Linked DNA regions of Homo sapiens: region 2 is linked to region 1. The links are chromatin loops, found by intact Hi-C in ENCODE. Cell type or tissue: dorsolateral prefrontal cortex. All regions are shown on one strand. Links, peaks and the distances in the headings refer to the core of each region. The heading gives the core; the rest is flanking DNA.

What was found. Peaks named below come from ENCODE experiments on the same cell type or tissue, not always from the same donor. Only the 100,000 strongest peaks of a DNase experiment are listed, where the experiment ranks them.
Region 2: it touches region 1 in a loop (7-fold over the local background); 3 of 110 quality-filtered maps call a loop at or near these places.

The regions. Positions count from the first base shown.
Region 1 is chr14:88,188,986-88,205,113 of GRCh38, forward strand. It overlaps KCNK10 (potassium two pore domain channel subfamily K member 10), which reads right to left. Exons shown (of 7, transcript NM_138317.3): 5 at 3,239-3,425. Among named protein-coding and RNA genes, the nearest start is that of KCNK10-AS1, 36 kb to the left of the region's middle. RefSeq lists enhancers at 291-430, 1,331-1,500 and silencers at 531-610, 6,760-7,054. In dorsolateral prefrontal cortex, for the core only: no CTCF peak of the experiment used is centred there; a DNase peak (open chromatin) is centred at 6,906; H3K4me3 peaks cover 983 bases; H3K27ac peaks cover 548 bases.
Region 2 is chr14:88,313,861-88,329,988 of GRCh38, forward strand. It overlaps KCNK10 (potassium two pore domain channel subfamily K member 10), which reads right to left and starts at 9,409. Exons shown (of 7, transcript NM_138317.3): 1 at 8,887-9,409. The coding sequence starts at 8,938. RefSeq lists enhancers at 8,755-9,414, 9,987-10,046, 12,352-12,866 and a silencer at 9,697-9,936. In dorsolateral prefrontal cortex, for the core only: no CTCF peak of the experiment used is centred there; DNase peaks (open chromatin) are centred at 8,196, 8,782, 9,433 and 9,811; H3K4me3 peaks cover 4,101 bases; H3K27ac peaks cover 6,080 bases; H3K27me3 peaks cover 2,376 bases.

The sequences.
Region 1 (16,128 bases), core at 3,536-11,535:
AGCCTCAATCTCTCTCTGGGAAACGCTATTGCCTAAGGAAGCAGGCAGTGGCCATTTCTAAGATGACAGATACTAGCAATGGATTGGTAACTATCGTATTAGGTGATGAGTGATTACAGACTTTCCCACCAGACCAAGGTTGTAACCACATCTAGCGCCACTGAGTCTTACGGCAAAGGCAGCTGGGCAAGAAATGTGACCTGTGGCTCCTCTCGACAAGCTCAAACCCAATCAGCAACACAGCGCAGCAGACCATGAGGCTCGACAGCTGCTGCCACTTCTTAACGTTAGAATTCCAACTTCTCTGTGCCAAGCCCCCTTCGGTTTGGTGCAGCTGCTTTTGGTTTTTCCTTTCAGACAACTCTCTCCTGCATCATTAGAGCTGTAGGATACGATCTGAGTTCCCGCACCAGTAAGTGGTTTTTGAGGTTCATTTCGTTTCTGTGCTACGCCAGAGAAATCTGTAGCTTTCTCCTGTGGGCTATCTGGGAGTAAATATTTACCTTTGCAAGTCACTATTACCCAGCAAAGATGGTCACTAGGGTGCGCTAGTGAACAAGGAACAATGAAGCAGGCAGTCAACACCCTTCTAAGTATCCCTTTATGAGCTGCTTATCTGGATTCGGAGTTCTGTGTGTGCTCCCAGACAGAGTTGCGAAATATTGTAAGGCTGTCCTAAAGTGAGTCAGCTGCAAAATAAATCAGCAATCAATCCTGCAGGATCAATGATCTGATTACATTTCTAGTAGAGTTCATACTATGTCGAATCACAGCAACCATCAACTCTTGTTAATGTATCGTTTTCCAATGATTGGGCAACCTTCCCTATCACTCGCAGACTGTTACCAAAAGATAGAGATAAACTTCCAGTCTTTTCAGGCATGCATTCTCCAGATTGGTCTGTGTAAGCTCGGAAAACTGGAGCTTGGAAGGGGTCTGGCCTAACTGCAGTCAGCACTGTGACTTTTAAGAGACCGTGGTCTACAGAAACCTCAGGACAAAGGAAATATGGCTCTGTAATCACTGACAAGGGCAGTAAAACTGTGGATGCCTGGGACTGTGTAGGTTGTGCCCTTACTAGGTAAGTAAAGATAAGGTAAAGTACTAGTTTGTACTAAGTGCTCAGTCCATGGTAGATAACAAATAATAAAAGCATCACTTAAAAAATCTCACTCCCAGGCCTCTGCTATTTGTGCCTCAGATTAACAGACTGAACTGAGCCATTGGTTAGAGATCTGTGTCTGTCACAGGTATCTTATAATAGACAGTCCTCAGGACAGCCCAGTGCTATCCCAGAGAGCTCTAAATCACCACCCACTGCAGGTTATGCTTTGGATACTTAAAGATGTTTGTGAAATAGTTCAAAATTCCAGCTGCCACTACATGTGTTTGCCTTAGATTGGAAACACCACTGAGTTTTCCCACGGACCGGCTACGGATGATGCCAAGGGATTAACTGGAATACATCTATAACTGTTCCTCTTACTTTTCTCAGTTTCTCTGTACAGTCTCTCTTCGGAGCTTGAGGCCACTAACTAGACATCCATGGTTGAGCACTGTGCGTAAGGGGAAAATGGGTAGAGTCCCAGGCTACAGGCTTTCTGTAAATGATTTTTAGTCACACTGACTAAAAATCAATTTTTAGTTAAAAGCTAAAAAAAACTAAATTTAGTCACTTTGCAATTCTTAGTCCTTAACCAATAAAAAGGAAGGGGAAAAAAAACCCTATTATTTCTACAAAGTGGAATTCAGTCTTTGTCTGCCCAATTGGAAGAGCTACAAAACCACTCTGCCAGTTATTTGTATTATAAAATTAACAGGGAGGCACGCATGCCCCTATTGATGAGCCTTCAGCAATCTCTTCCAGAATTTCCTGTTTGCCAGACTCCCAGAGACCAGAACCCATCCTCCTGATGTGCACAGTATTCCATGGAGAAATCAAGACACTGCTGGGATCACACGCCAAACAAGAACAGTCTGGCCAGGTGCAGTGGCTCACACCTGTAATCCCAGCACTTTGGCAGGCCGATCACATGAGCCCAACAGATCAAGACCAGCTTGGGCAACATGGCTAAATCCCATCTCTACGAAAAATACAAAAAATGAAAATAAAAAATAGCCAGGCATGGTGGCACACGTCTGTAGTCCCAGCTACTCAGGAGGCTGAGGTGGGATGATCACTTGAGCCCCAGAGGTCCGAGGCTGCAGTGAGCCATGATCACACCACTGCACTCCAGCCTGGGCAACAGAGGGAGACCCTGTTCAAAAAAAACAAAAACAAAAACAAAAACAAAAAAAAACAGTCTGCTTAGGGCTCAGGTCAGGCTGCCACTTCACCAGGAACTGGTAAAGGAAACACACACACACACACACACACACTCCATCCAGACATTTCAAACTTGTGACAGATGATAGAGTTGTTTGATCAAAGTGTTCACTTCTTGTAGTAGAAACTGATCACTTGTCTGAACATCTAGAACTATCCTATTAGAAAAAGAGAAGGATGGCCTCTTCCTTCTATCCGTACCTTTCTACCACACTTTTGGGAAACTGGTGCACATATGAAACTAAATCTCATTTCATTTGCAATTTCCCTGGCCCTAGATGAAATTGATGATTTTTTTTTCACTTCCTTAAACATAGCTCATCCACATTTATTTTTACAAGGAAGGCTATTGCTTGTATATACACTCCTGCATAATCCATGAGCTTATATTCCCTCTGGGCAGTTCTCAGCTCCCCATAGTCACCAAAGTCCTCAGCTTTGTATCTGGGCATGTGCAGGACAACGTTTGCAGAGACAATGGCTCTCACCTGGGAGTCAGGAAGCTGAACCTGCAGGTCACTGCAGACCAAATTCTATGCTAATCTCATCTGAGTTTCCTATGTGCCACTTCCTAACACAGCCTTTATCATTGGATTAGAGAGGTTTAATTCAATTCAGAAGTTCAAGATTTAATGAGAAATTCACTTTAGTCTTGCATAATTTGTGTGACGATAAGGGAAATAAGCATCCTGAGAAGGAAAGGGTTGGCTTTCTTTTCATAGCAGAAAAAAACCTATGGTATTTATATTACATAGGACTAGGGATTTGAAATGAGCCTCTTCACAGCAGTAGTGACACTGAGTCATCTTCATTTGCTTCTCCCGCAACATCTTTTATCGATTGCGAAAAGCACAGCCAACAGATTATTTTTCCCGCCAGAGCCCCAGTGCCTGGCCTGCCCAGGGTGCTTACCTGCCACAAAATCACCAAAGCCCACCGTGGTCAGAGTGACCACCACAAAGTAAATGGACTCCAAGGCCGTCCAGCCCTCGATGTACTTAAAGATGACAGCAGGGATCGTCACAAACACAATGCAGCCGGCCAAGATGAACAGGATGGTTGAGATGACCCGGATCTTGGTCTGACTCACTTGCTTTTTCTAGGAAGAGCAAAGGAGAAAGATAGGCAAGTCAGCGGCATCACCCTGGATTCAGGATATAGATGCACAGAAAACGGTACTGTGTCAGTGACTTTTAACCTTTCTCTGGTCATTGGCTGCTTGGAGGAAATTTGATGAACGCTGTGAACTCTTTCCTAGAAAAGTGCATTCAGAATTTTTCAAGTGGTCTAGGAGGTTCTCAGGCTCCCTGAAGCCTGTTCGTGGACACCAGGTCAAACAAACAAAAAAATCCTGCTTAGCCAATGCTTTGAATGTTTCTTGCATGGTTCCATGACTGCAGCCCAAATGCTGATTCTGACTTCTCACTGGTGCAAATATAATGGTTTCCCAAAAATGCTACCATTTGTCATGTAGTATTACTGATCCACCATTCGTGAGAATGAGTTTGGAGCTCTTTCCACAATGGTGGTGATGGATTTGCACCGTTTCCCTTGTGTCAAACAGAATATGCTGGAAAAAAAATTATCTGAGTCAGGCCAAAATGTTTGGATGAAACGGAAAACACAGTCATCCCCATCTTCACCTGTGACCGACTCTAGCCAAGTATTTGTGTGTTTCTTCGCCCCCACATTTTCCCTGCTGAGGCTGTACATTTATAACACACTTTTGTTTTAAAACACACCTGTCTGAGCTGGTGCTGTGATCATCATGTGTGTTGACTGTATCACTCACAAGAGACAGGATAGGAGTTAGCATAACAGGGTCCCCGTCTAAATGGGTAGTAGGACGACAATTAGATGGACTTAATGATCTGTGGTGAAATCTCCTTTGGGGCTTTGAAATTTTTATACATCTCTGCAAACAAATCTCATCTCATGCCAGCTCCTGAAGGAGTCAGTTGTTGGGTCATTAAGAAAAAAGCATCTAGAATGGGAATTAGACTGATACTGGGGCAAAGGAATCATACCAGTGGAGTCCAGGAGCAGGACTGGTAGCATCGGTCATATTCTCTTTGGATGTGCTGAAGGCGACACTGGAATTGACTCTAAGCTGAAAAACTCTAAGCTGAAAAATCCTCGCAATTCTCAGAATTGGTGCTGGAGACTGTCATCAGGAGGCCCTGGTATCATATACTAGCATAAATATATGAACGATGTGTTTAACACCAGAATGTATGGCCTTTCTACATTGCCTAGATGAATTTTCTGCAAACGTACACCACATTTGGGGCAATCAATATAGGAAATCCGTACCATGAGACCTGCATCCTCTTCATCGCACCAAGCACAGAGAGACCTTTGCTTTATATACTTCATTTTACACATGCAAAACTGAAGCCAAGAGGGGTTAAGGGACTTGCATAAAATGATGCCACTAATGAGCCGAGATTAGAATTCTGATGTAATTAATTCTCAGTCCAGTGCTTAACAACGGAAACAGCTTTTCAAGTAATTCAACAATTCACCAACCCAAAGAAAGTTGTCAAACAAAGTCGTCTGCATCTAACAGAAGAAATCAGACTAACTCCTGCTGAAAATGGGCAGTCCTCTGTCCCTTCTGTGAAGGAAGACTGAGAATAAAAAATGGTCACCGGGTGATCTGTCCAGGAAAAGCTAAAGAAATGCCATCCTTCCTTGTAAAAAGGAGGTACTTTTCTAACTCCTAAGAAGGCATCTGGTATATAAAATGGGAACAGGGAAAAATAATTTGATCTATGCTTTGATATAGAAACCCTCCTAATCTCCTCAGAGAAGCCATCTGAAAAAAAAATTACAATTTATTGATATTGTTGAAACTATATATGAAAATATCGACTTTTCCACACATGAAAGTGTCGTAACAAGATAAATTACCTGAAAACTGCAGGGAAAGTTTTGTCTATTTCATAAATTTCCATGTTGGATATTACAGGAGGATTTTGTGAAGGCAGGTAAGCCCCTCTGAGAATCCAGGAACTTACTTTAATTAGCCTAGTTTTGTTTGCAGAAATGTATGAAAAGTTCAAAGCCCAAAAGGAGATTTCGCCATAGATCATTAAGTCAATCTAATTGCTGGCAATGGGAGTACCATTCCTCCTCAAATATTCCTCCTCAAATGCATAGTGAAGTTAAAGTGAATTAAATGTTTGTGAGATGCTTGTTAAGTCATAAATTAAGATGTGAATGTAATTGCAATCTAAATGAGGTTGAGGTTGGCAAAAGAGGACTGCAAGTACGTAGGAAGCTGGAGACGTTCCTGGACTTCAGGAGATGGGCAGGAGGGAAGATGGGGAAGGACAGCGGTGGATTTGTTTGACGGCAGACAAGGAGGTGTATAACAAAGGCTAGATCGTGGCATCTTAATTGCATCATCTACTGGAGACTTTATCAGCAAGGTAAACATTTCACCACTACTCATTGCCCCGGCTAACAAGTGTGTTCCTGGGCTGCTTCTCCTAGACATCCAAGGGTCACACTCAGAGAATGTTTGGAGCATTTAATTATCAGGGTATTTTAGGGACTTAAGAAATGCGCGTCTTGCATGTGTATGTGTGTGTAGGTGTATGAAAATATGTGTATACCCATACTTTGCTATAAAAAGAAGTGCTGTGGGCGTAAGGTTTTAGCAATATCTGTTATTCTAGATACCCATGTTTTTGCTGCCCTCTAGGTATTTAAAAAAAAAAAAAGTTGCCTTAATTGAACATTTTAAACTGCAGCTTTCACAATGGAATCACAAACCATCTCATGTGCCGTGTGGTGATCTTCAGTTTTCTTATCCCCATTAGCCCTGTAACTGTTCACTGCTGCTGAAAAACCATAGTAGTGTTTAAGAGCACAGAGTCTAGGGAAAGACTGCCTGAGACACATCCCAACCCCACTGCTAAATAGCTGAGTGACCTTAGGCAAGTTTCTCAACCTCTCTGTGCATTAGTTTTTTTCCTCTATAAAATGGAGATAAGAAATCCCACCTCATCGGATTGTTTGGAAGATTAAACAAGTGTGCAAACACTTAGCACAGTGCCTGGTTAATATTCAATGCTTGTTAACAGGCCATTTTAATGTAAATGCTCAAATTTTTCCTTAGACGTAGACAGTCCCAGATTTAATGCTTCTCTTTGCCATTGAGGAATGTTCCCTCATATGTGGCTTAAGATAATCTCTGTTTAGCTTCAGGAGGTCGCTGCTGGTTGTCCTTTCCTGGATATATTGTATACCTCATTGTCAATGACAAAAAATGTCCTCATTCTCCTTTGGTTCCTCTTGCCAACTCTGGTTTGAGCTCTCAGACAGTCGCAGCTCACAATCTTGGAAGCTTTTTTATTTGCCTTCCAATTAATTCCATCCTACTTCCAAAACCCCAGGCTCAGCCACCTCCCCGTCCCATTTTTCATCATCCTTCCGAAACTGCCAAGAATTGCAGATAACGTTTGCGATGTCAGGAACCAGCTGCAGAGGGATTCTGAGAGGCACAAACCTCACTCTCCCTGCCTCCCTGCCACATCCCCCTGCCACTTACAGAATGGAGCTGTGTTTCCACGGTGGGGTTGCTAGGCAAAATTGCATGGCTTACTTACCAGTAAGCAGAGCCGCTAGCAGAAAGCTCTGTGAGAGCCCAGATCTAACTGAGCTAATGTGTCCTTAGGCTAACAAAACTGTTATCAGGGAAGAGATGGTCTGATATGATATTTGGGTAGAACTGATAGGATGGTCGTTGTACTTCTGTCTAAATCGTGTTTTCACACTTTGTTGATTGGTTAGACTAGAGCGCATGTTCTTCCCTTCTCTTTACACAAACAGTATTTTGCAAAACTATCTCCCGTATCTGATTGATACAAACTATAGGAATTTTTTAAGTACTCAAAACCCATCTCCTGTAGAGTTCATTTAGTTGTTAAAATTATATGTGCAATTGTTCCAAAGACCAAGTAAGCTTCGTAAACAGGAGGAGAGGGAGCCAGTTCTAAGAGCTCTCTTTTGAGAGAGGGATGTATGGACTGACAATTCGGGAAGTGTTTACTTGTTTCAGGCCTCAGAGGGCTAAGCCACATGTCCAATTCTCATTAAGCATAATTCTCTGTCTGTTTTTGTTTACTTCCACAATGTTATTTTGGAGAGCATGTATATTTCCATTCATTTGTGGGCTATTTTTTCATTTAATTTTTACCCCCTCTTTAATCCCCATTGTTTGCATCTTTATGTAATTTCTTAGAATTCTGAGATTAGCAATTCAGATTGTTTTGTCTGGCTGGGAAATTATTTATTCATTGTGATTTCTAGCCAGGATGTCGGGGATTTTACTCAAGAATAAAGACACTGCGGTAAAAATCCTAAGACAGAAGCTAAACATGCAGAGCTCAGTTTACGGCTTGGTTTGGTTTGTTGAAATGCAAACACATCACCATAGTAATACATCTGAACTGAGGATAATTTCTCAAAATGGAAAGATGATGGGAACTGCCTAGTAAGAGGACTGACTTCATTTTCTTATAACATGTTTTCTTCCAAGATTTATTTTAGAAGGTTCACTTATAACTAATAATTTCATCATCACAATGAATGGCCTTGTGGCACTAGCAATTCTATAAACTATGAGTAGAGCTTTTAAACACTCTCTGCCTAAAATCTCCATGGCAGAGATGCTGTAAGCACACATCAGTGAGAATAGTGAAGTGGAACCTTCAAGAAGCCTACTGAAAAAGTCCCACTCAAAAGCCGAATACACAAATGGATCATATATACACACACAGAAAAAAGTTTATATCCAGCTTCTGACTCTGAGTCATGTTGCAAGACACCTATGACAGACTGGCCAGTTCAGTACTTTGCTGGTTTCACTATGCAAAGTTCTTGAAAAAGATGTTGGTATATATGGGTAAATTGTTTTTATCACTAGACTACCAATATAGGTGCATCTGGGATGGAAAAAAATAAAATTCACAAATAATAAAAACTCAGGCCAGGCATGCTGGCTCACACCTGTAATCCCAGCTCTTCAGGAGGCTGAGGTCAGGAGTTCAAGACCTGCCTGGCCAACATGGGGAAACCCCAACTCTACTAAAAAATACAAAAATTAGCTGGGCATGGTGGCAGATGTCTGTAATCCCAGCTACTTAGGAGACTGAGGCAGGGAGAATCACTTGAACCCGGGAGGCAGAGGTTGCAGCGAGCCAAGATTGCACCACTGCACTCCAGCCTGGGCAACAGAGAGAGACTCCGACTAAAAAAAAAAAAAAAAAAAAAAAAAAAAAAAAAAAAAAAATCAACTGTTCCACTGCAGGAAGACTTTAATTAAAATTTTCAAAAGTTTTCTATTCTAAAAAACTGGTTGCTGTTAACATTTGAAGATAATACGCTATTGGAACACAAGATTTGGCATTTAATTCATTCTGCACATAATTATTTAAAACCTTAAATGTCAGGGACCATTCTAGTTGCAAGGGACATGGCAGTTCGAGGGAAGGAGGGAGGGAAGGAAGGAAGAAACAGAAGGAAGGAAGGAGGGAAGGGAGAGAGAGAGAGAGAGAGAGAGAGAGAGAGAGAGAAGGGGAAAAAAGAAAAGAAAAAGTTCCTTCCTCTTGCACACAAAGTCCAGCAGGAAGATCTGAGCCTTTGTCTGAAAAGGTCTTTGTGGCACTGTCCATGGTGCCCCACCCTGGTAGATATTGAAGGCAAAGCTTAGTACCTAATGACACCTAGGTGACCAAATATATCACCTGGGAGAGAAGAAAGGAAATAATAACATTCTTGTAGCTCTGGCATGTGGAATATAAAAGCATGCCAACTGTAATGGACGACCTTTAAATCTTTGTCAGTCAGGCATTCAGAAGGTAGGTCTCAGAGGCAGGAAAACTCATAAGCGATCACACCACATGTAGAAAACATCCAGACAAATCCTTAACTGAAGAAGGGTCCTTCTCTTTGGTTGAAGCATGAAAGAAAGCCCATGGAAAGGTAAGGAGAATGGGACACCTGCTGATGAGCCACATCAACTGAGTAACTCCTGACAATCCCAAAAGATGCCCCTCCCAGCTGCTCACCTATCCAAATTCTAAATTTATCCTACTCAAATTTCAGCAGCATGATGAACAATGCCTCCATCTCAAATGGCCTCTCCACCATCATAAACAGAAGCATACAATAATACTACAGTAACAATGCTACAGACAGCTAAAAGGTAGACTCACTCTTCTTCCACTGGCTAACAAGGTGTAAGGGCACAGTTCCCTGGCTAAGCAGTGCACAGGAGTGAAGGCACAAGACCATTCTAATAGGATAAATGCTCATTTTCCGCCCCAGTGCTTTCCTTGTATAGGGAGCTCCACCTGCTGCAATACACATGGCCACTCAACTCTTATTCTGACCCAGGAACTGTTAACCCAGCCCCTTCCTCTCCCCTTCCTTTTGGGAGTTACCCCTTGTGATCTCCTATCTAATTCTGAGGTTGTATTAGGAAACTCATCTTTCCACAGATATAAACCATATTCTTCAGTATAAAGGGAATATAGTAATGTTAGGCTTTAATTTATCATCTCCTTTGTCTTATTTTATTTTATTTTATTTTATTTTATTTTATTTTATTTTTTTGAGGCAGAGTCTCACTTTGTCGCCCAGGCTGGAGTGCAGTGGCGCAAACTCAGCTCACTGCAACTTCCGCCTCCCAGGTTCAAGCGATTCTCCTGCCTCAGCCTCCCGAGTAGCTGAGATTACAGGAGCGCACCGCCACGCCCAGCTAATGATTGTATTTTTAGTAGAGATGGGGTTTCGCCATGTTGGCCATGCTGGTCTTGAACTCCTGACCTCAAGTGATCCACCCGCCTCGGTCTGCCAAAGTGCTGGGATTACAGGCGTGAGCCACCGTGCCCGGCCCATGATTTTTTTATTCTAGCAGAAAGCTCAGTGATTATTCCATTATGAAGGGGGAAAGAGGTGAAATCCTCTGGTGTTCAGCAAGCTCTCCTCAAGGGAAGGTGAGTTCCCTTCTTTAGCTTGTGAATGTTCACCCGGAAGGAAGACATGTTGTAAAAGCAGAAAAGTAGGGTGAGATTACAGTGGGTTTCTTGCTAAGGGTGCTCTGCTAAAAGAAGAGTGGATTGGGACAGCCATTAAGGAACCCTGAGCCCTGGCTAGAGCTGTCTGGGAAGGACAAGAACCTGGAAAAGCAGCCAGGGCAAGGGGAGAGCAGTGTTAGGGTTCTCATGTAGCCATAAAACAGACTAGGTCAGTAAAACACCCCTTGCCTCGCTGGCTCCTCTAGGAACACTTTACTCTTTCTTGTCCTTCCCACCCATCTCTTAGCTATGCAGCTGTTCCCTGGAACCAGTATCCAAGAGTACCCAGAACACGTAAAAGAGAAGAAAGTTGTCATATGATCCCTATCCCCACTCCCATGAGTAGCCCAGAGGCTACTAGACAGAAGAACTATCTATAGGCCCAGGAATAAAGGTAAATGACAAACAGGTATGCATTTTCTGTGACCTTATTTATCTTGCCTGTTAGAAGATTTGAAGACAGCCTTCAAGGTCAGATAGATTTAGGTCAACACCTATACAAATACCTGGGTATTGCTGGATAAGCAGTAAACAACGCCCTTCCCAATAGACAGTTTCTTTCTTTCTTTCTCTTTCTTTCTTTCTTTTTCTTTCTTTCTCTTCTTTCCTTCTTTCTCTTCTTTCCTTCTTTCTTTCTCTCTTTCTTTCTTCTTCTTTTCTTTCTTTCTTCTTCCTTTCTTTCTTCCTTTCTTCCTTTTTTTCTCTTTCTTTCCATATTTATCTCTCTTTCTTTCTTTCCTTCCTTTCTTCTTTCCTTCCTTCCTTCCTTCTTTTTTTAGACAAATACTTTTAATGTAAGCATCTAGGGATGCTTGTCCACATAAAACTATAAATAATAATAAAATAAGCATTAAGAAATCTTACAGAGAAAGGTGTGTGAACTAGAAGAGAAAAAGGCAACAAGAAGCAAACAAAATTAGAAAATCTTTCAGAAGGATAATTTAAGAGCATAATTGAGAAAAAAATTGGGGTACAGAAAGAAGAGATAGAACAATAGTTTGAGGGATCTAGAATTTTTCTGGAGGCATACAAGAAGGCTTCCCAGCTACGTGTGTACCTAATTGTTTCAGAGATAAAAAGAAAATGGAGAGAAGGGAGAAAGGGATATGCATGAACTTTCTAGTTAGACTAGGAACGAGAAGTTAGATAAGAAGGAAATACAGCTTTATAGAAAGTCATGCAGAAATAAACCCTACACTGGGAAGGCCTGCACTAAGGGAACTGGACAGGAACACCTACAAATGAGAAAATTCCTTTAGCATATTTTTCAAGCTATGAATATAGCTGAACTCTATAACTTTTCTATTCCTTTTTTCAATGAGTATTTATCATGTACCTACTCTCTGTCAGATATTGAGCTAACTTCACCGGTGAGTAAAACAAAATGGCCCCCAGTCTCACAGAGCTAGTAGGAGTTGAGACAAGCATTAAACAGTCATGCAAGGAAATAATTAATCACAGCTTGTGATAAATCAGACGTGTTGTGAAGGGGAAAGAATCCACAGAGTGAGAGAGTGTAAAAGGGACCTCATGACACTGTGGAACTGTTTGCCTACCACAGTCTCCATATTTACTGCTCATACCTCAAGATTCCCTCTTCGTAGTAAAGGGAGTTGTTGCAAATGATCCAAAACAGGGGATTAGTGATGGAGAGAAACAACCCTGCAAGGAGGCTAGGGAGGTGCCAATGAACTTGGACTTCACATACATTGGCTGTTTTCTACTCCTGACAAAGTTTCCATTGGAGGCCTCATGGCAGAATCAGGGCAAGTACCTTGACATCCTAGGGGACGTGATCTCATCTAAGTTTTATACAAATGCCTCCAGGAAATGCCAGCTCCAATTGTGTGTTGTGGACAAATAAATGCATACATGATTCATTTCCTTATTCATCTATCACTTATTTATGATTATTAAAGAGGAGCACTGTTCCTTCATTTGATTAGAATGGATTTGCTTAGAAGGACTACACTGGGCCAGGCACAGTGGCTCACGCCTGTAATCCCAGCACTTTGGGAGGCCGAGAGGTAGGTGGATCACTTGAGGTCAGGAGTTCGAGACCAGCCTGGCCAATATGGTGAAACCCTGTCTCTACTAAAAACACAAAAATCAGCCAGGTGTGGTGGCAGGTACCTGTAATCCCAGCTACTTGGGAGGCTGAGGCAGGGGAATCGCTTGAACCCGGGAGGCAGAGCTTGCAGTGAGCCGAGATCATGTAACTGCACTCCATCCTGGGCAACAGAGTGAGACTACGTCTCAAAAAAGAAAAAAAAAAATAGAAGGCTACACTGAAGCCTATTTTGATTGCTGAACATGCATAATAAATGTCCTGGCTTTTAATTGGTACATTTTTTCCTCTTAAAACAATTAAGTTATATGCAAACTCTTTCATGGAGCTAAATGTAATGAATAAAGTAGACTATTACCTTTCATGAAGAGACTGGGCTGTTTAGCTATGCAAATGAAAGCAGATGTAGGCATCCCAAGGCTGTGACTCCAGGGACACATGCTCCATAAGATAAAGTAGTCAACAGTGCCCTACCCTTTGGTAGGGTTGCATCTCTGTAGATACTATTTCCTTTACAAGAGTATTCTCTTTAAAATGCAGTTCTAGATTCCATTGCTCCTGCAAAGTGTTTAGTAGAGATATGCATGAACAGTTTGAACAGTTCTTCTCAGAGGACCAGAAACTGAGAATCTAAAAGCAACAAAAGAAGATCTCCAGGCCTCCTGATGTTCACCCCATGTTAGGAGAAAGATTAGAAAATGGAATTGGATCAACCCTGGTGACGCTCAGCCTGTGGTGTATGGTAAATGATTATCAATGATACTGCCATAGGTCGCCCAAGCCACTCCACTATCATGCTGTGACCAAACAGAGCTAATGTGATCACAGGGCATGTCCACGTCAGAGGATCCTTGTCATTCTTTTTGCCCACCAATAATTTGAACATCCTTCTTTAGTTTGGTGAAAGACAGAGACCTCCTCCCAGTACAGAAGCTGCAATGTACCACCTACTGACTTTCCCAGCCTCTCCTGCTATGAGGAGACAAGCATGTGACCCAGGCTTTCCCAGCCATAAAGACATAATTCAGACTTTGAACCACACCCATGCAGATGTAACAGGGTTAAACCTTGAAGTAGTCATCTAAGAGTCCTCTGTCCTCCGTCCTCCTCTTTCGTCTCACTGGCACCCGCCACTCCCCAGACCATTCTGAAAAGAGGTGTGGAGATTCTCAGAGGCAGACTTACAGAACCACTTTCTCCTCTTCCAGACAGTAGGCAAGACCGGGTTAGGAACACAGACAGAGAGAAGGCGGAATGGCCACTCAGCCTGGAGCAAAAGTACAGTGGGAGGGACGAGATCTTCCTAGAGTCTTCCGGTTGCGGGGGGTGGGTGGTGGGAAGCAAAACGTCCAGTCTGGAGGCCAAGAGGAAGAGACTAGATGCAGAGCTTTCTGCTGGTGATTCACCACCTGTGCACAGCCCAGCTCTCAAGAGTCCTGGATCCTCCTAGGTCCTCCGACAGAGGGTGAGGGACTGGAACCCTGAGTGGGGTGGGCATGGAAGGTAAACCTTGCCCTTGATCAAGATGGAAGTGAAAGCATCAGCGGGGAGCTTCCATGGGAGGTGGGGTGGCAGGCAGGAGCAGACATATCTTGGATGTTATATAAAGAAACAGGGACCCTGTGGAAGCCATTCCAGGGATGGTGGTACCAATGTTGGTATGCCCCACTCCAGGAGCAGTCACAAGGATGGTTCTTGCAGCAGCATCCAGGGGCCACCGCCCTGTATATGCCCGGGCAGACACAGCAGTGGCTTCCTCCGGGACCAGTTCCATGGTGTGATTTGGTCATTGTTTTTAACAAGGTACCTTCCCAGTTTGGGTTTCCAACCATCCCAAGGATTTGGTAGCTATCCAATATCCTTTTTAAAATTATTTTCATTTTTGTTTAAATTAGCCATAGTTTCTCTCATTTTGAGCTAAGCTGCCTGCCTGCAACAGCTACTCCTGGAGGTCAGGGCAAGCTGGCTTCAGCTGCCTCGAGGCAGGTCAAGGACACAGCTCAATTGGACACCCTGGAACAGGCCTGGAATTCTGGGCTCCAAGAACAGCCAGACTGTAAGCAGATGTGATGTAACTGCTGTGGGTAATATCTCTCTGACATTCCTAAATCTTAAAAGTCTTGTTACAATGTACAGCTGGTGTCAGCTGCAGTTTGGAAGGTGTTGTATCTATTCCTGAGAATCTAGTGTTACCGGGGAGAGTGGTGTCCGTCTCCCTCAGCTCTAGGACAGCAGGACAGTAGCACTCCCCCTTCTGAGGCAGAAGGATCTGTCACCTGCAGAAGGTGGGTAGCAAAATTGTCATGAACGATCAGTGGTTAGAGCAGAGGTCAGCAATCCAGAAGGAGCTGATGGAGTAACACAGGGAAGGCACAGGCTGTGGCCAGGACACGGTGACAACCCCTGCCAGTACCCGAGGGCAGGGAAACTTGGACAGGGTAGGTAGCAGGTGGGAGGGGTACTGTGGGGCCAGTGGAGCACCAGGCATTGGGGCCAAATGTAGATGCAGAGAAAAGATTCAGAAGTACGATTATCAACGTGTTAGTGGTGGATTTCTTTGGACAAAGGATATTTACAGGATTTTACTTTCTTCTTTGCACTCCCCTGCATTTTCCAAGGCCTCTACAGTGACCATGTATACTCTTTGTAGTCTTTGTGATGAAAGAAAAAGGAAAAGGGGGAGAGGTAGGAGAGAGCGAGAGGGAGAGGGCTAAGAAGAGAAGGGAAGGAGAAAACGAGCAACATGCTCAAGAACATGGCAGAGGTTCCCTCGAGAAATAACAGCACTGTGCCCTTGAAAATCATTCACTTGGTCCTTCTTCCTTTTGGAAAAGGAGTGACAACCCTTCCTTGGAGGGAAAACTAAAAGAGAAAAGGAGGAAGAGATAATCCCCATGGTAACATAAGAGGGATGGGCCTTGTCTGAGCCTTCAGGATCCCAGGAATGTTTGCCAAAGGTGGCAGTGGGAGAGCTGTAAGGACCTGGCCATGATCCAGTTCAAGAAATGCATCCTGCCTGCTGCCTCATGCTGCCTCCTCCTCCTCCTCCTCCAGAATACGTCAACCCACTTCTGAGGAAACTGTCAGGGACCCCACCCCCCGCCATTTCCCCCAACTCCCCCCTACCCCCGCTGCAGGCAGGTAGTTGCTGACCCCTCTCTCTTGCTGTAGTAGCAGTTAGTTTGCAGTTCTGGAGAGACTGGATGGTTTATTGGTGCCCCAATACTGCTCCATTTTATACTTCAGTGCCTTTTTCAAGATTTGATTTTTTTAGAACCATTTTTGCTTCACAGCAAAATTAAGAGAAAGGTACAGAGATCTCCCATATAGCCCCCGCCCCAAACATGCACAGCCTTCCCCACTATCAACATCCCATGCCAGAGTAGTGCACTGGTTACAAGTGATGAGCCTATACTGACAATATCATCCAGAATCCATAGTATACATTAGGGTTCACTGTTGGTGCTGTACATCCTATGGGTTTGGACAAACGTCTGATGACATGTATCCACCATTATAGTATCATACACAATAGTTTCCCTAGCCTAAAAATCCTCTCTGCTCCACCGATTCATCCCTCTCTTCCCCCAGGCTCTTGGCAATCATGGATCTTTGTAACTGTCTCCATAGTTTAGACTTTTCTA
Region 2 (16,128 bases), core at 3,931-11,930, 130 kb after region 1:
TGACTGAGCACGTATCATCCTGCAAACTGACTTTACCATGACACCACTTTTCTTCTCAGAGTATCTGATGAGTCTAGCTTATGTCTCACAGAACACATTTTGGGAAATGTTGGTCTGGAATTTAACAGTTTATGAAGTTTATTCACATTTGTCTCATTTGATCATCTCAGCAACTGTGAAGTGGTTGTTATTGTGATCTTTATTTTACCCAAAAGAAAACTAATGCTAGGAAAGGTTAGGTGACTTGGCCAAGTTCACACAGTGTTATGGTCTGAATGTGTCCCCCCAGAATTCATATGTTGAAATCCTAACCCCAAAGGTAATGTTATTAGGAGATGGGGCCTTTGGAAGGTAATTAGGTCATGGGCATGGAGCCTTCATGATTAGGATTAGTGCACTTATCAAAGAAGCCCAAGAAAGACCCATCACTTTTTCTACCGTGTAAGGACACAGCAAGAAGGCACCATCTATGAGCTGAAAAGTGGGCCCTCACCAGATGCCAAATCTACCAGTGCCTTGATCTTGGACCTCCCAGCCTCCAGAACAGTGAGAAATAAATTTCTGTTGTCTATAATCTATCTAGTTTATGGAATTTTATTAAAGCAGCCGAAATCAACTATGATACACTGCTAATAAAATGGGTACATTAACTCAGACTCAAATATTGTGATTCCAAGCCATGTTCTTTCACTGGTCTTTTCTCTGAGTTAACCAGGACAGCCTAGGTTGTTTAAATCTGAACTAAGAATACTAAGAGTCTTCCAGAGTATCAGGAGGGTTGTGCTCTGCTATGGACCACTTCCTGGATGATCCAGACAGTGAACCAGATGCTTCCAAGAGGCTGAGCTGGAGGCTACCCTGACTTCACAGGCTGCCTCCTGCAACTGTGAGAACAGCACAAGGCAGGTACCACTCATGGAGCCTTCATGATGATCCGGCATTCTTCTAAGAGCTTTGCATGTATCACTTTATGTAATCCACATAACAAACCAAAGAAGTAATGGCTGTAATTATCCCTATCTTGCAGATGAAGATACCAAGTCACAGAAAAATGAAGCAATGTTCCCAAATCAGCCTCTAGTAAATCATGCTTGGATTAGGACTCAGGCAATCTAAGACTATCAGGGAAGGAAGGGATCTCAACAACCAACAACTCAACTCCCTCCTTTTCTAAATGAGTGGCAGCGCCAGCCCTAGAAACCAGGTCTCCTATCCTAAGCTCCTATACTGTACAGAGGGTGACATTTTGCCTGGAGTCTAGGTTAAATGACTATAACATGTATTTAATCTCCTTTCAGGTTATTGTAAGAATGTAGAGGCCGAAACAGATCTATCATAATCACCTCCCATATGGCCTCAAATTCCACCATGAGGGATAAATTCCTTTGGCCTAAAGCAACATTCTTAGCCAGTAGAATCCAGGAGCTGGCCCAGGTTAGTCCACAGTTAACATGGGTAACAACACTCCCCAGTTCTCAGAGGAAAATATAAATTAATAAATAGACTTTATTCATCTCTAAGCTTTTCCTCCCATCAATTTTTCTTAAACACTTGGTGCCTGACTTTTGTCTCAGAGGACGAAGTAAGTGAATGTTGGATGTCAAACCTTTTATCACACCTAATATCAAGCATCTCTATTCTGCCTGTCAGGCTCATATCACATTAAATTTAGTAAGCTATACTATTTATCTTTATCATGCTAAATATTTGGTGTGTGATTATTTAGGGGATCTCGAGTTCTGCTTGCACATAAGAAACTCATTTTCTTGGTAGTAAAATTGTTGCTAGCTTGCATGTCAAAATTATGAATATTGGTGTTTTAGGCGTCTGCAAAGGTTACCGTGACTTCCAGGCTCTCCATCACCCGACCAAATTTTCATTTTCTATTCAAGCAACTCTTTTTAAACTGTAAATACCACCAGCCCCACCACACTGGGTAGTTGAGTAAGGGAGAAAGGACCCTTTGCACAAGCGAGAGCAATTGAGATCAAGACTCTGCAGGATTTGGGGGGATGGCGGTGGGGAGGGAACAAGGGAATGAAGAAAAGAAGGACGGGAGGAATGAAGGAAAAGTTCCCTGTGATCACCTGGCTTATGTATGGCAGTAAATCCTATGTTTTCCTTTCTAATCTTGTTTCCCCACCATTCCACTCTGCTTCAAAGTTACTTCCATGGAAAGGGTAAGTGATGAGACTAGCAGTTATTGGTAATACAAAACCTAAAATCTCCTGAAATCCCATCCATCTCCCAGCCTCATCCCCACTACCTCCAATGCCCACCCCTCCCCATCTCCCTGGCTCTGGGAATGGCAAAGGAAAAGAATGCAATGCTCCCTCATGACCGTGCCCTCCCCTGCCAGTGATTATGACCCTTACTCCCTCCCTTCAACCCTAAATGGAGGATTAGGAAGTCAGGTTTCATTTTCAATTCAGAGTACTCAGTCCTAGACACTCACAGGGAGAAAAAAAAAACTCTTAAACTGTGGCTGCAAATGACAAATAGATGTTCTAGCAAGTAAATATGAGGTCTTTATTTCCCCATTGTAGGTGATGGTAATGAGCCAGACATAGATAAACTGTAAAGTCTCCGCTGAGAGTACCCCTAGGACCAGACCCCAGAAGTGGAAGGTCCCTTTGACCTCCATGATTCTTATGGAGAGAAATCACCCAGGTGGGTGGAACCAACAGGGTGACCACACTCCTAGTGCCATGGTTAGGTAGATTCTGTAAACATGCCATGCAGAGCTAAGCCCCTAACTCACTCTAACCTCATCTGGATCATCCAGTAGGTGCCCTTTATAAGAATCAGAGTACTGAAAAAGATTGTCATTTTTATCCACCTTTCTGCATCAGCCAAGGGAGCTGTCCAAACTGAAACTTCCTAACTGGCTATCAGTAGAATGGCTTCTTTCCATTTTATCATTAAACTCTTCCTCTAATTTCCTGTAGACTAAAAGTCAAAAGGAAATCACTAGCTCACTGTGCCTATATTAAATATACTTCACACCATATCTCAGTTGTGGTTGAAGTTTCCTAATGAGGGGAAAGACTATATTATATTTTTTAAATGCATCAGATTTAAGGTGGGGTTCATATGGAGCCAAAGTACAGATGTTTTGGAAATGGTGTGGAACAGCAAAGTCAACCTGCTCAGTCTTAATTCAACCCAGTGATCACTGGGATTAGCAAAAAGGATGGTGAAGCTCCTTAGACACTGCTGGAAAAGAAGCCTGAACCAAATCTTGGCCAAGACAGTCTTTGGAACACTGTTCCTTGGTACTTTTGAGGATAATTGTGGTGATTTTGGCACATTTTAAATCCCATTTGGAACACTGATCTCCTGAAAATTGGATATTAAATCAAAAATAGATTATTTTCTTTCCAGGAAATCTAAGCTCCGCAAATGTGTGTTTGGAAACACGTTAATAAAGCTAGCACTTAAGCAACCTAGCAAGTTGAAAATGGCCCCCATTCACAAAAGACCAAAATCTTCTTTTAGCCAGTACAGCAGAAGGAAGATCTAAGGGTCTTCACCTGAGCTCATAGAATGAAAGTGTAGACCTGTACAATAAGCACAACCTGCTGAAAATAGCCATCAACTAAAGATTCACTGATCAACAGGGAGACTGCTTCCTCTAAATCTCTCAGAGAAACCTTTGAACACACTTTTGGGTAACAAAGAGCAGGAGAGTGTGGAATGAACAAAGTCGCTGGGAGGAAGGAAAGCTTGAAGGAAACTGTCATGGACGTAAGCATCAAAAGGCCTAGGGTAGCCCCAGCTCTGCCTGTTTGTTGCTTTGGGCTCCCACATAAATCATTTATCCTTTCTACATCTTGCTTTATTTGTCAGTAAATCTAAGACTCTAATCCCTACAAAAATAGGGTTTTTTAAAGTACAAATGAGATCATTCCTAAAAAGTGTTCTGTAAACTGAAAGGTGCTATGCACATAAGGTATGGGCTTCTCCAGAATTTTGCATTAAAGTGTGCACTAAAAGTGTAGCATTTAAAAAAAAATCCACCTCCACTCCTAGAGCTTTGCTTCTTTCTTAAGTGGATTAAAGTGCCTAAAAATAGCCACACTCCAATAGCTAATATGAGCCAAATTATTTATTGGACACTGACCATATCTTCAGCAGGCTAGATCAGTCCACCCATCCACCCTCACTGCACTTCTATTCAGCCTTCTTACTTCGGGTCAAAGACGAGAAAAGAAGGAAAACAGCGCACTGGAGGTTTAGAGCGAGCTGGAGCTTGCAAGGAAGTGGGAATATCAGCGTCCTTTCTGATATGCCACTATTTGGGGATATTCTTCCTTTCTCCTTATTTGTACTTTGCCATTTATAGCTGAGAGGCGTCCTGCAATTTCCATGAGGCATAAAGCCTTCAGTCCTCTCCAGTCCATCCTGCCAACCTTCCATTCATTCAGCAAAGGGTTATTGAGTGCCAGGCACTTTCCAGGGCACTGGGGTTATGGCAATAAACAAGACAGAGAAAGTCCCTGCTCATGCACCTCATATGCTAGTAAAGGAGGCTGGCATCAAATGTCACCCATGAGTAAGTGAGATGGTTTCAAATCATGACAAGTGCCAGTAAGACAATCGAATAGGTGACACAAGAGAAAATGATGGTGCTGGGGAACAGGAGGAGAGGTCTTTCAGATAAGACAGGGAATCCCTTGCTAACAAGAGGACATCTGAGCTGAGATTCAAATGACAGAAAGGAGCCAACTACGTGAAATGCATTATAAGCAGTGGGAATTCCAAGCGCAAAGGCCCTCAGACAGATGCAAGTGTGATCTATTTGAGGAATGAAAGGAAGCCAACTGGCCCCAAGATCAGATCAAGATGGGGAAAGTTGAAGAGACAAAGTCAGAGAGGTAGACAAAGGCAATGACTCCTTTCTCCATGGAAGGGAAGCGAAACCCAGAAAAGCTAAATGAGCAGCCCAAAGTCATACCACTAAGTATTGCTACAGCTGCTTTTAGAACCTAATTATTTTGCCCCCAAATCCAAAGTTTTTTTACACTGTATTCATCTGCTTGCCTCTAGTGAGAGGAATACTATTTGCAGATCTCACTGGTTTTAAAAAGATCTTAATACACATAAGCAGCAAGTAAATACCAATTTTAAGCAGAAAATCATCAACAAATGATGCTGATGATTTAAAGTGCACGTAAATTCTGCTATGAAAGCTAAGACTTAGAACCAATCTACTTGTGGTAGGTCCTACACAAACAGTAACGCTCTTCATAGAAGTCTCTGTTCCATGAATATGAAGGAAGGCCATAGCTCACCAGAGATGAACCATTTTATATTTGGGTCTTGTTTTTACCTACACCTCTTGACAATGCTTTGCTTAATCCACCCAAATGCTATCCAAACCAATCTATTCTCAAACCACCTTCATTTTTTGCTATTAAATTGTAGGGTAATAAGGCTGTAAGAAAAACATTATAATTACAACTGCCTTCCAGAACCCATGAGAGCACCTCCGCCTGAAGGGTCATGTCTGTTGATAGACATATCCTACAGTCCAAGTAATGTGAACTGTCTCTCCACTTTCCCCTAATACTGCTGGGCTCCCCTTCATCTTTTCCCTGCTAAACACATTTGGTCTGTGTAATCCAGAACCTCCAAAACAGAGACCCAAACTCTGTCCAGTAGTCACTGACTTGCCCATCAGACATGGAAATGAAAAGATTATTGTCTGAATAGGTTAGTAGAGAAAGGAACAAGTAGGGTAAGCTTGAGCCACTGTCTCCTCTTCTCCTTCCTCCTCTCTCTTCCTCTCTTTTATCCTCCTCCTATTCCATTCCCTTTTCCTCTTCATCCTCTCTCTTCTCCTTTTCCTCCTCGCAACAAGCTTCTCCACTTCCTGAGCTTTGGGAACCTTACCAGGCAAAAGCCAAAAGTCCCAATAAGAAACACAGACTTGAAGAGTGTTTAAGAGCCCAGATTCTAATCTTGTCCTACTAGCTGTGCAACCTTGGGCAAGTTACTCAAACTCTCTGTTCCTCAGTTAACTCATCTGTAAAATTAGGATAATACCTTTCTCCTAAAATGTTTGTGAAGATTAAATTAACACATGTAAAACATTAGAAGAGCACCTAGCACATAATTCTATACAGATAAGAGATATGCCACCTCACTCCTCACTCTCTTCCCTCCTCCATCCCCTGGCTAGAAAAAGACTACTGTCACCCCTACCTTTGGGAATAACTGTGCACAAAGTCAGAGCAACTCCACTGGAAGGCAGATTAGTGGTGTCATGATGGCAATCAAGTGCCAAATGGAACTATAACACTTATACCATCAGATAAGTATTGTGAAAATAATTGTATGAAACAATGTACATAAAGCACCTGGCATGCAATGGTTGCTCATTAAATGTTGTTATTTTTATTGAGGTTTTTTTCATTTTTAGCACCACTGGTTGTAACTGAAGGTGCTATTTGTATGCTTTTCTTCACTGTGTCAGGCTGTAAAATGTGTAAAATTTGTCTGTGTTCATCACTGTAACATGAATATATAGAATGATGATCACACAGAAATGTACCTTAAAACACAAAGCCAGCTTCACAAAATCAGTCTCACGGTACTCCCTCTGTTCCTTGAAGATCCTGACCCCAGCACTTAGACAGCTGCCCACCTAACACACCCCTTGGATGGCTTGGGGACATGTCCTACTCAACAAGTCCTAGATTGAACTCATGAGCTTTCCTTCAAGACTGGTCCTGCCCTGGCTGCCATCTCAGTCATTCCAATTCCTTCACTTCACTTCCACACATTATTCATGCAAAGCCTGTTGATTTCACGTCCTCTACAGCTCTCTACTCCGTCCGCTTCTCCATGCCCACAGCAACCACCCTGGCCCATGCTACCATTGTATCTGGTCCCCTACATCCACAAGAGCCACACAGCACTTGTTTTGAAACTTAGCTCAAATCATGTCACTCCTCGTCTTGAAACTCTTCATTGGCTTTAGATAAATACTATACTCTTCCAACCCCACAATGCTACCCCACCTCCAACAACACAGGGCTTGGAGGGGGGCGTCTCGCCTGTGGATCCCCCAGTCATATCTCAAAACACAAGCCCTCTTGCTCTCTGCTAGGGATAAATACATTTTTCAGGGATTTCCCAAAAGAAAGCCAAGGCATACTTCCGTATTTCCAGAGGTTTCAAATAGAGACAAAATGAAAGGTTTGTGCTGTATTTACAGTATAACAGCCTGGGTGTTTAAAAAAGGCAATACCTCTTCACTCACTCTGCCATAGCCATGGGAACCTCCTTTCAGTTCATCATATACACATACCTCTTCTGCCTCAGGCCCTTTGCACTTGCTGTTCCCTCTTCTGCAACAATTCCCCTCCTCCTTAGACAATTAACTCCTATACATCCTCCAGGCCTAAGTCCAAGTGTCATGTCCTCAGGGAAGCCTTCTCTGGTCCTTGTCAATCTCTTCTATCAGACACTTTCTTAAACCTCTGATGCTCTCCCTGGAGCATACATAAACTTTGAATTATGCATTCCTCCATGGAATTGATTTAGGTCTGTCTCCCTCACTGTAAACTCCAAGTCAGAGCTTTTATCTTTCCTGTTCTGACTGTATCTCCAGAGCTTAGGACAGTGTTTAGCATGTAATAGGTATTTAACAAATATGCTTTTCAGGGATTCTCCCCCCAAAAAAGCAAAGGCACACCTCCATATTTCCAGAGATTTCAAGTAGAGACAAAATAGAAGGTTTGGGCTGTATTTAAGATGTAACAGCCTCAGTGTTTTAAAAAGGCAGTATCTCTTCACTCACTCTTCAATAGCCAGTCAATTCCTAAGACATTTACTCAACAAATAAGATGGTTTCTTCTTTCCAGTCTGGAGAAAAAGAAGAAATGCGCTCATAAAGAACATTAAACACACACGCACCCCAAATAAACAAATTTCAATTCCAATACACACAGAGGCGTTGCCTAGCCTGACACAGTCGTCAGATGAGCTACAAGAAATGCTAAAGAGCATTCTTGTCACAACTGGACACGCGGTTCCAACTTGTTCTGCTCTCATACTGATCACTCCCTTGGAGCCTTAACATCTGTATGCTAATTACAGACACGGTGGCCGACGCTAGGCACACACAAATCCGTCTTAATCCCTCCCTTTTGCGTGGATGAAACCTGGTCCAACATTCGTAAAAGCATGCAAACCACACCATTGCTTGGGCGGGCACACTTCGTGCCCCTCCCCTATGCCTTGCCAGCCCCACCCTTCTCACAAACCACCCCTCCTCCTGCTTCTACTCTGACCTGAGCCTAACTAGCTGCTAGGTTTGGTAATAAGATTGAACGAAGACTCAGGAGGCCCTGTGGGCTCCATTATTCTGCATGCCCTGCGAGAACGGCCCACCCCTAGGGACGGCTGCTGCAACTCGAGCCCCACTTGCTGCCAGGAAACCTTTCCCACTGAGGACACCCGGGCATGCGGCGCAGCTCCAGGTCCAGGGGGAAGCACCCCACCCATCTGCCAGAGAGACAAAGATCACCAGAAACAAAGGACACACACACACACACACACACACACACACACTCGCACACTCAAAGTCAAAAGCAAATACCGACACTTGCAATTTCAAACCAAACAGTCGGCTTGGTCTATCTAAATAGATCTGGAGACAATCTAGGAGGGACAATGATTATGTGGTAATGACAGGCACTATCTGGGTTCGGAACCCACGCTGCCTCCGCCCTCCTCCCACCCGCGCTGCAGTTCCCAGGCGCATTTCCCAGCCTCAGGACACACGCTGCCAGAAGCAAGAGTGCTTCCACTCAAGGAAGCGCGCACACGCCGGAGACAGAGGCAGGGCGAGGGCAGCCAAAAGTAGGAAACACCCACCTTTAGGATCCCAGTTCACCTGTTTTCTTGGCGTCTCGATTGGAAATTTCATTGCTTCGTTGCCCAGAAGGGGAAGAAATGAAAAGAACCCAAATAATAATAAAGTCCTCAAGCTTTACACGCCTCGGTTTAGCAGTCCAACAAAACAATTTCCGAGGATGGGGGAGCCTTGGACTGGCTCGTGGAGGAACCCCAGAAAAAGACAGGTGGGAAAATATTAGCTTGGGGGAGAACTGGAGAGGGCTTGGGTGTTTGCACCGGCCAGGGGGTGGCCGGCCGCGGCCCCGTGGGTAAAAGAAAAAGTAAGATCGGCGAGGGGTGGATGAAAGGATGGAGAGGAAGGCTTGGGGAGATGGAAGAGCCAAGCTGCTTCCCAAAAGCGGTGCCGGCAGGTTAGGGGCTGCGCAGCCTGAAGGCTGGGGCTACGGAGAAGCCCACTGCAGTGTCACTCCAGCCCCCGAAGGCGTGTGCGCACACACTCCCGCACACACACACCCGCACACACACTCCCGGGCGCGCGCTTGGGCGGGCACGTCAGCCTCGCTCGGCCGCGCTGAGCGCACACGCCCCACCCCGGCCGCGGCTCCTCGCCCCCGGCGACGCCCCCCACTTCCCGCTCCCCGAAAGCCATTGGATGTAGGGGTGGCGCGGCGCCCGGGCAGCGCGCGGCGAGGGCGACCCTCCCCGCGGCGCGCCCCAGACGCCGCGCCCCGGCAAGAGGGAGCAGGGCGAGCAGCGGACCGAGGCTCCCAGCTGGGAAGGCGCGCTGAGCCCCCGGCACCCGGCTCGGGGCAGCGGGAGGCGGTCGCGGACTTGCCCGCGGGGCGGCGGGAGGCGGTGGGCGGTGGCGGGGAAGCCGCGGAGGGGCGGGGAACGAGCGGTGGGCGCGCCGCTACTTACTGGCTCGGCCGGCCGGCGGGCGGGCGTGGAGGCGGCAGCGGCGCGCTTGCTGGAGTTGCAGCCGGAGACACGCTTGGTTGCCTGGAAGGCGCTGCAGGAGGCGGAGGAAGGGCCGCTGCGGCTCCGCCGCAGACCTCGGCCTCCGGGTCACCTCTTCTCACCGCTCTCACCCTGAGCTCTCCCTCCTTCTCTTTTCTCACTTCATTTTTTTTCCTCCCGCGTCTGGCTCTCTCGCCTGAGTCCCGAACCCACGTCCCCGCCGCACTCCAAGGAGGCCCGTGCCAGCCATGAGCCTTTTGTTCTGGGACCGCTCCGCATCTGCTGCGCTCTCCCCGCCCGGGGAAGCTCGCTCCCAAGGCACAGCTTGGTCCCTTCCCCAGCTACCTGCAGCCGGACTGGGGCCGCTGGTCGTTGGCTGGAAAGGAGGCTTGAGAGAGGCACGGGGGCCCCCGGAGGAAAGCGGAGTTGCCAAGACCCGGCAGCTCCCGGAAGCGGCGGCCCCGGGATCCTGGGACCAGCAGGGCAGATGCGAAGGGACCCAGACCTGTTCCCGGAAAGGGGCTAAACCTGGAGCATTCGTCTAACGCCCTCTCACTGCCCCTGCTTGAAGCCCCACAGGGGTTTGTGGTGGGGCCTCAGTCTTCAGAAAAGCCAGGTGGTGCTGAGGTGCTCTTGAACGGGTCACTCCGAGTATCAACATGAATGATGCTGACAAATTGCTTCGGATGCCTCGCAACGGAGCCTTACACGTAGTAGGTGCTCAAGAAATACTTGCTAAATGAAGACATGAATTGCATGCTGCAGTGTTGGATAGGAAGTAGTTTAAACCCCTACTCTGGCTTCCAGATAAGGTTACTAAAATTTGTTGTTCATTCAACATATATATTGAACCCCTTCCAAGTGCCATCACTGTGCTATGTGCTGGCCATATGGCAGAGAACAAGACAGAGATCTTGCCTTCATGGGGCTTACTATCTAGTGCCATAAGGTCCTGTTAGATTGTTGTTGCCTTTACTTACGCATAGAAATTGCCCAGCTCATTCCTATGCCTGCCAGCTGGGGTCCTAAAATCCCACACTAGCAGCTGATCTCTAAGTTGCATGCTACTCTACGGCACCTTGAGGCTTCTGGGGAGCCCTATGTCAGCAGCATCTTTCTCACCATCCATCCGTCACTATCACATCAAGGTTTCTGAGTCCAAGAGCAAGACCTACAGAGGTCCGCTGTGGTCTGTGGGAAAGGTGAGTGCTTTGTCACTGGGCTGTCACAGGCACCCCAGGCTGGAGCCCTGAATTCTCTGCAAACCCCGTTCAGGCAAAACTGGTACCAATCTGATGGTGCTACTCTGACTCTTCAGCCCTTTAGGCAGGTTCCCGGGTGCTTCAGAACCATCTTCCCTGGACTCTGTAACCACACTTTGCCTCTCTCTACTAGGACTGGGAGGATGGCTAAGACATAGAAATCAAACAAACAAGGAATCTCTGCTTCTCCCAGCCATGCCCCGAGACACCAGTGTGTATGTAAATTCTGTTCTCAAGTCCAGAGGGAGATGCTTCTAAGAAAGGCTTTCGAACCTCCCTCTGCGCTCTTCTCTTTAACTGTTCACGGACAGCTGGACTCTAGCACAGTCACTGCAATACAATGTTTTTTACATGCATCAGAGTCAGAGAGGGGCTTCAGCAGAGAAAGACACCCTCTCCTGAGTCCTCAGAGCACGGGGAGGCAAGATTGACATTTACTGAATTCCCCCTCACCATCTCATATTTCCTCTCCATTCATCTTTGTTAGATCATTTTGCAGAAGCTGTAACTGGCCTCCTTTTACAGATGAGAAGATCAAGGCTCAGAGAGATAAAGAAACATTCCCAAGGTCACGATATGAGGATTCAAACCCAAGTTTGTTGACACAAAGGTCCATGCTCTCCATGCCAGAACCTTGTGAGCTCATCCAGTCCCGGGACCCATGAATCTGACCCTGAACCTGTCCCATGGGTTCGTTTGGGTAATGAAGGTCTAAATACGATATTTTCCAAGCCTCCAGGCCCTCCTCCTTTGCAAAATGAACTGACCTATGGTTGTGTTCTGGGGTCTGCATTGGGGAATTAGTTCACTGTCCAAGGCAAATTCCTGTGGCAGGAACTGCACCCTTAGGATGCAACATCATTCGGCCAATCAACAAACATTTATTGAGCATCACTTGTGTACAAGACAGGTTGCAGGTCCCCATTAAAAGTTATTTGGGGCCCTGAGTAGTGATGACCTTCCCCAGAATGGCAACAGCAGGATGGTTATAAGGGGAGGGTTGGGGATGGGGAGGTGGGGGTAGACTCTATTAGGGCAGGGAGCAGGATCAGTGTCTAGTGCTCCTGGTCTGCCTTGAAGACTTGCACTAGTCATTGGCCCTTGGGATGATCTCTCTGCTTAATCACTGGATGCCGCCCCCTCCTTTCTTTTCCCCACCTCCAACCTCTGGAGCTTTCTCTCACCTCCACTTTCATTCTCCTTTCTCAGAATGTAGACAAAAGCAAGTTACCCGCCCCCCCCCAAAAAAAAATCCACCAAAATTAGGTAAATAAATCCCAGTACCGTTTCCCAAAACGTGTCTGAAATCAAACACAACTCCTCCTCAACTGCGTATTTGGAGTGGACTGCATGGAGTGGGGATGGAGGGAGACCTCCCTCCCAAGAAAACTTAGCCCTTTGGGCTACTGCAATCCCCCTCCATCCCCTTCGGTTCTACCCTTTGGTTATTTACAAGCTGGACTTCACTTACCCAAGGAAAGAAAGAAGTCTGTGTAGAGAAAAAACATCCAAGAAAGATGCCGCTCCAAGCGGTTCTGTCTCCCTCTGTGCCGCCGCAACTTCCATGGCTATTGCTTCAGGCGGGTTAAGTCTGGTGGAAAGAGACTGCCTAGCGTTCCTGCGGCAGGAAAACAAAACATCGTGGCGCAAAGTCTCCCTGCACTCGCCGGCCCCCAGCAGGAGACCCGGGCTGGCGGCCACTGCGTCCTGGGTGCACTCGGTGGCAAAGCGCTGCTACCGGGCACGGGTCTCTGCAGCTCAAAACCTGCCCGGCTGGAGCGCACCAATAGTTGCCCCACCACTTTAATGAATGCCGTGTGGCCCGGCATGGGAAGGCTGGGAAAGCCCGAAAACCCCAGTCATCTCTGGCAACGAAGTTTCCCCGAGTTGGCTGGCTCCCTTACCCCCTCCCCACGCTCCAGCCCGGGGTAGCTGTGAGACCGGAGGAGACGATGCCTGCCGCGTGGGGAGTCTCAGGGTGGCTGGCAATGAACAGCTCAGCCAGAGAAGAGTCGAACACGGATTCCGGGGCGAGTCAGGAGAATTTCCTGGGACAGCGAATGGCAGGGAGTGATGAAGCAGCTTGGGGAATCCTCTTTAGTGCCAGTTCTGCAAACAGAAGAGGGAGGAGATGGGCTGATTAGAATCTACTTTGAATTCACAAATATTAGACTAAATTCATTAATCTGCCTTGGATTGTTTCCCTTTGGTTTCATCCTTCTTCCCTGAAGTCCAGAAGAAATCCCAGTCTTCCATCTTTTCCCCACCCCCAAGACACCTCCAAGTCCTCTTCCCAAAAGAACTGCAGTCAGGTTTCCATGTCATTTTGTGAAAATACCCCCCGCCACACACACACCCTCCTTTACCACACACACATACACACAGACACGCAAGCATCCCCTTCATATACCCACTCAGTGGTAGTAAAATTGATAGCGTTATACATTAACGTGAACTTAAACGTGCCCCACCAAAAATTTTCTTCCCCCTACCCCCACCTCGTGAAGTTTCCACATTGGTCTCAGCGTTTAAGCATGCCTACATTTGTTTTCTAGTCCCAACTGACATCTGCAAAAACACACCCTTAAATATATGTTGCTCTAATCCTGGGCTCTGCTTTTGGCTTGGAAGAACTAGAGACACATCAGAAGTGAAAGGACAGAGGGTGTCATATGTCATACACCTGGAAGCGTGAAGCTAGGCTGCTCCATAATGAACTCTGTGTGTGTAAGTCCTGCAGATTTATTTTGATGACTCAAACCTCTAATTGGGGATTAATGAGGATAATATACTATAAACTCCAAAGAAGTTGTAATTAAAGTGTCAGGCTGATGGACATGATTCATAACCAGGAACTGCATCCTCTTTCCCTATAAGTTTCTCTATTTAAAATCTTAACCCTTAGGACAATATTTTTATGCTCCTATAAAGCATTGTGCCAAACATCTTACCAAAAATGTACAGAGCTATAGTCCTTCTTCTTATAGAACAAGTTTTAGAGTTTTTCTCTCTCTGTATTACTTCCAAACCATAATCCCAGGTAATTTTTTAAAGAGATGGAGCTAGAATATTTTTGCTTTTCCCCTCCACTATTTACTTTGAAAATTTTCAAACACACAGAAAAGTTACAGTTGTTTGGTAAAAACCAGTGCCACAGTTTGAATGTGTTTCTCTAAAACTCATGTAAAACTTACTCTCCAATGTAATTGTCTTAAGAGGTGAGGCCTTTAGGAGATGATTAGGTCATAAGGACTCCCCTCCCACTTATGAATTGGTGCCTTTTAAAAAAGGGCTTGCGGGAATGAGCTTGTCTCTTATTGCCCTTCTGTCATGTGAGGACACAGCAAGGAGATGCTATCTCGGAAGCAGAGAACAAGCCTTGGTTTTGGACTTCCCAACCTCCAGAACTATGAGAAGTAAATTTCCATTATTTATAAACTAACCAGCAAAAACGGACTAAGACAAGCAGGATCCAATCAAAGATTGCATTTGCTTGTTCTGTTTAGTGTGTTTTATTCTAGAAAAGCGTCTTCATATTTTTCTAATGCCATTGATTTTTTTTTTCACAGAATCCAAGCTCATTTGCTTTCTGATGTGTTTAATGGCCTGACGTAGCTAAAGATAAGTTGAGTCAAAGGGGGAAAATTATTTCCTGGTCATAGTAGATCATTAAAATAAGTTAACATTTTCTATAAACTTGGCATCTGTGCCAGTATCCATAGAATGGAAGACAGTTGTAGCTCCACTCACTCTCCTCCTTAGTCTTTGCTTTATTCAAAGAAGTTATCTTTGTTTTTTATCCAAAAGGTCTTGTTTCAGGAATGGATGAGTGTTTTCACACATATACACCAAGTTGACAGGCACATATGGTATTTTACTGAATTTAAAAATAAGAACTCAGCAAGGTCACACACCATAATGAATGAGCTCTGATTTTCATGTCGTTCTAGGAAGGTTTTAATTTGAACCAAACTTAAAGACGTGTAGAAAGCATGTGTGCTTTCAATAACCTATTGATTTATGAGCAAGTCTTATTCTCAGGGTCTTTCAACTTGGCAGAGTTGAAAATTCTTTAGAGGGACCTACTGTCTGGGCATATGGACAGATGCTTCTCCCAGAGAGCCTATGAAAGGCTTGGAATAGCCTGGAGAGTAGAAAAAATTGTGTTCAGTAGGAAGTGAGACACAGTCTCACATTGCTTCTCAGCCTTTTAGCGAAGATCAAGTGTGAGACAGAGTCTCCACCTCCTATGGGAATGTGTGAAATAAATTCATTTCATTTTTGCTGCTCTTAAAGCTAATATTTGTTTGCTTGAATATCATTGGAACAAATGTAATATAAGAACTTTCCTCTTCTACAATTAAGTCAGCTAAATGTTTGCTGAATCATGAAACCAGATTTCAAAGAGGTCATTTCAAGATTACTGGTTCAGTCTTCTACTTCTAAATAAGAGTCCAATATATATGACTATTCAAGGTTTCTAAATATATTTAGTGAAAGATTCCAAACCCTTTGTTGATGGGCTTTTCCAAAATTTAAGAAACTTCGGTGGAGTAAAAATATTCTCTTATTTCCAGTCTAAATCTCTTTCTTCTTTAAATTTTTCAGTACTTAAGTGAAGATGAGGAGAAACCAGTCTTTTTCTGTAACTGTTATGTATTGGAGATTAAATTGTTCAATGTCCTCTTCTTCATATCAAATAACCCTTTTTTACCCCTTTACTGACATGTATAGGCTAATATGGCCAACTCATACTTTTCTTAAAAGCATTCTTTTTCACTACAAGTTTCAGAAAAAAAAATCAAAGTCTTTCTAAGCCTTACCGAGTTTCTGCATCTATAAAATAGGGGTTCATAATAAGAACAAGTATTTGGCCAGCTTATGCACATTTTAGCCCACCGTTCTTTTCAGTAGGGAGCACTGCAAAACCAACCAAGTGAATCATGCCAAGCTTTATTCAGTTTCCTCACCTGTAAAATGGAGCACTAAATATCTGGCTAGTTCTGCCTACAGGGTTGCTGTAAGGAGGCAATAGATGTGG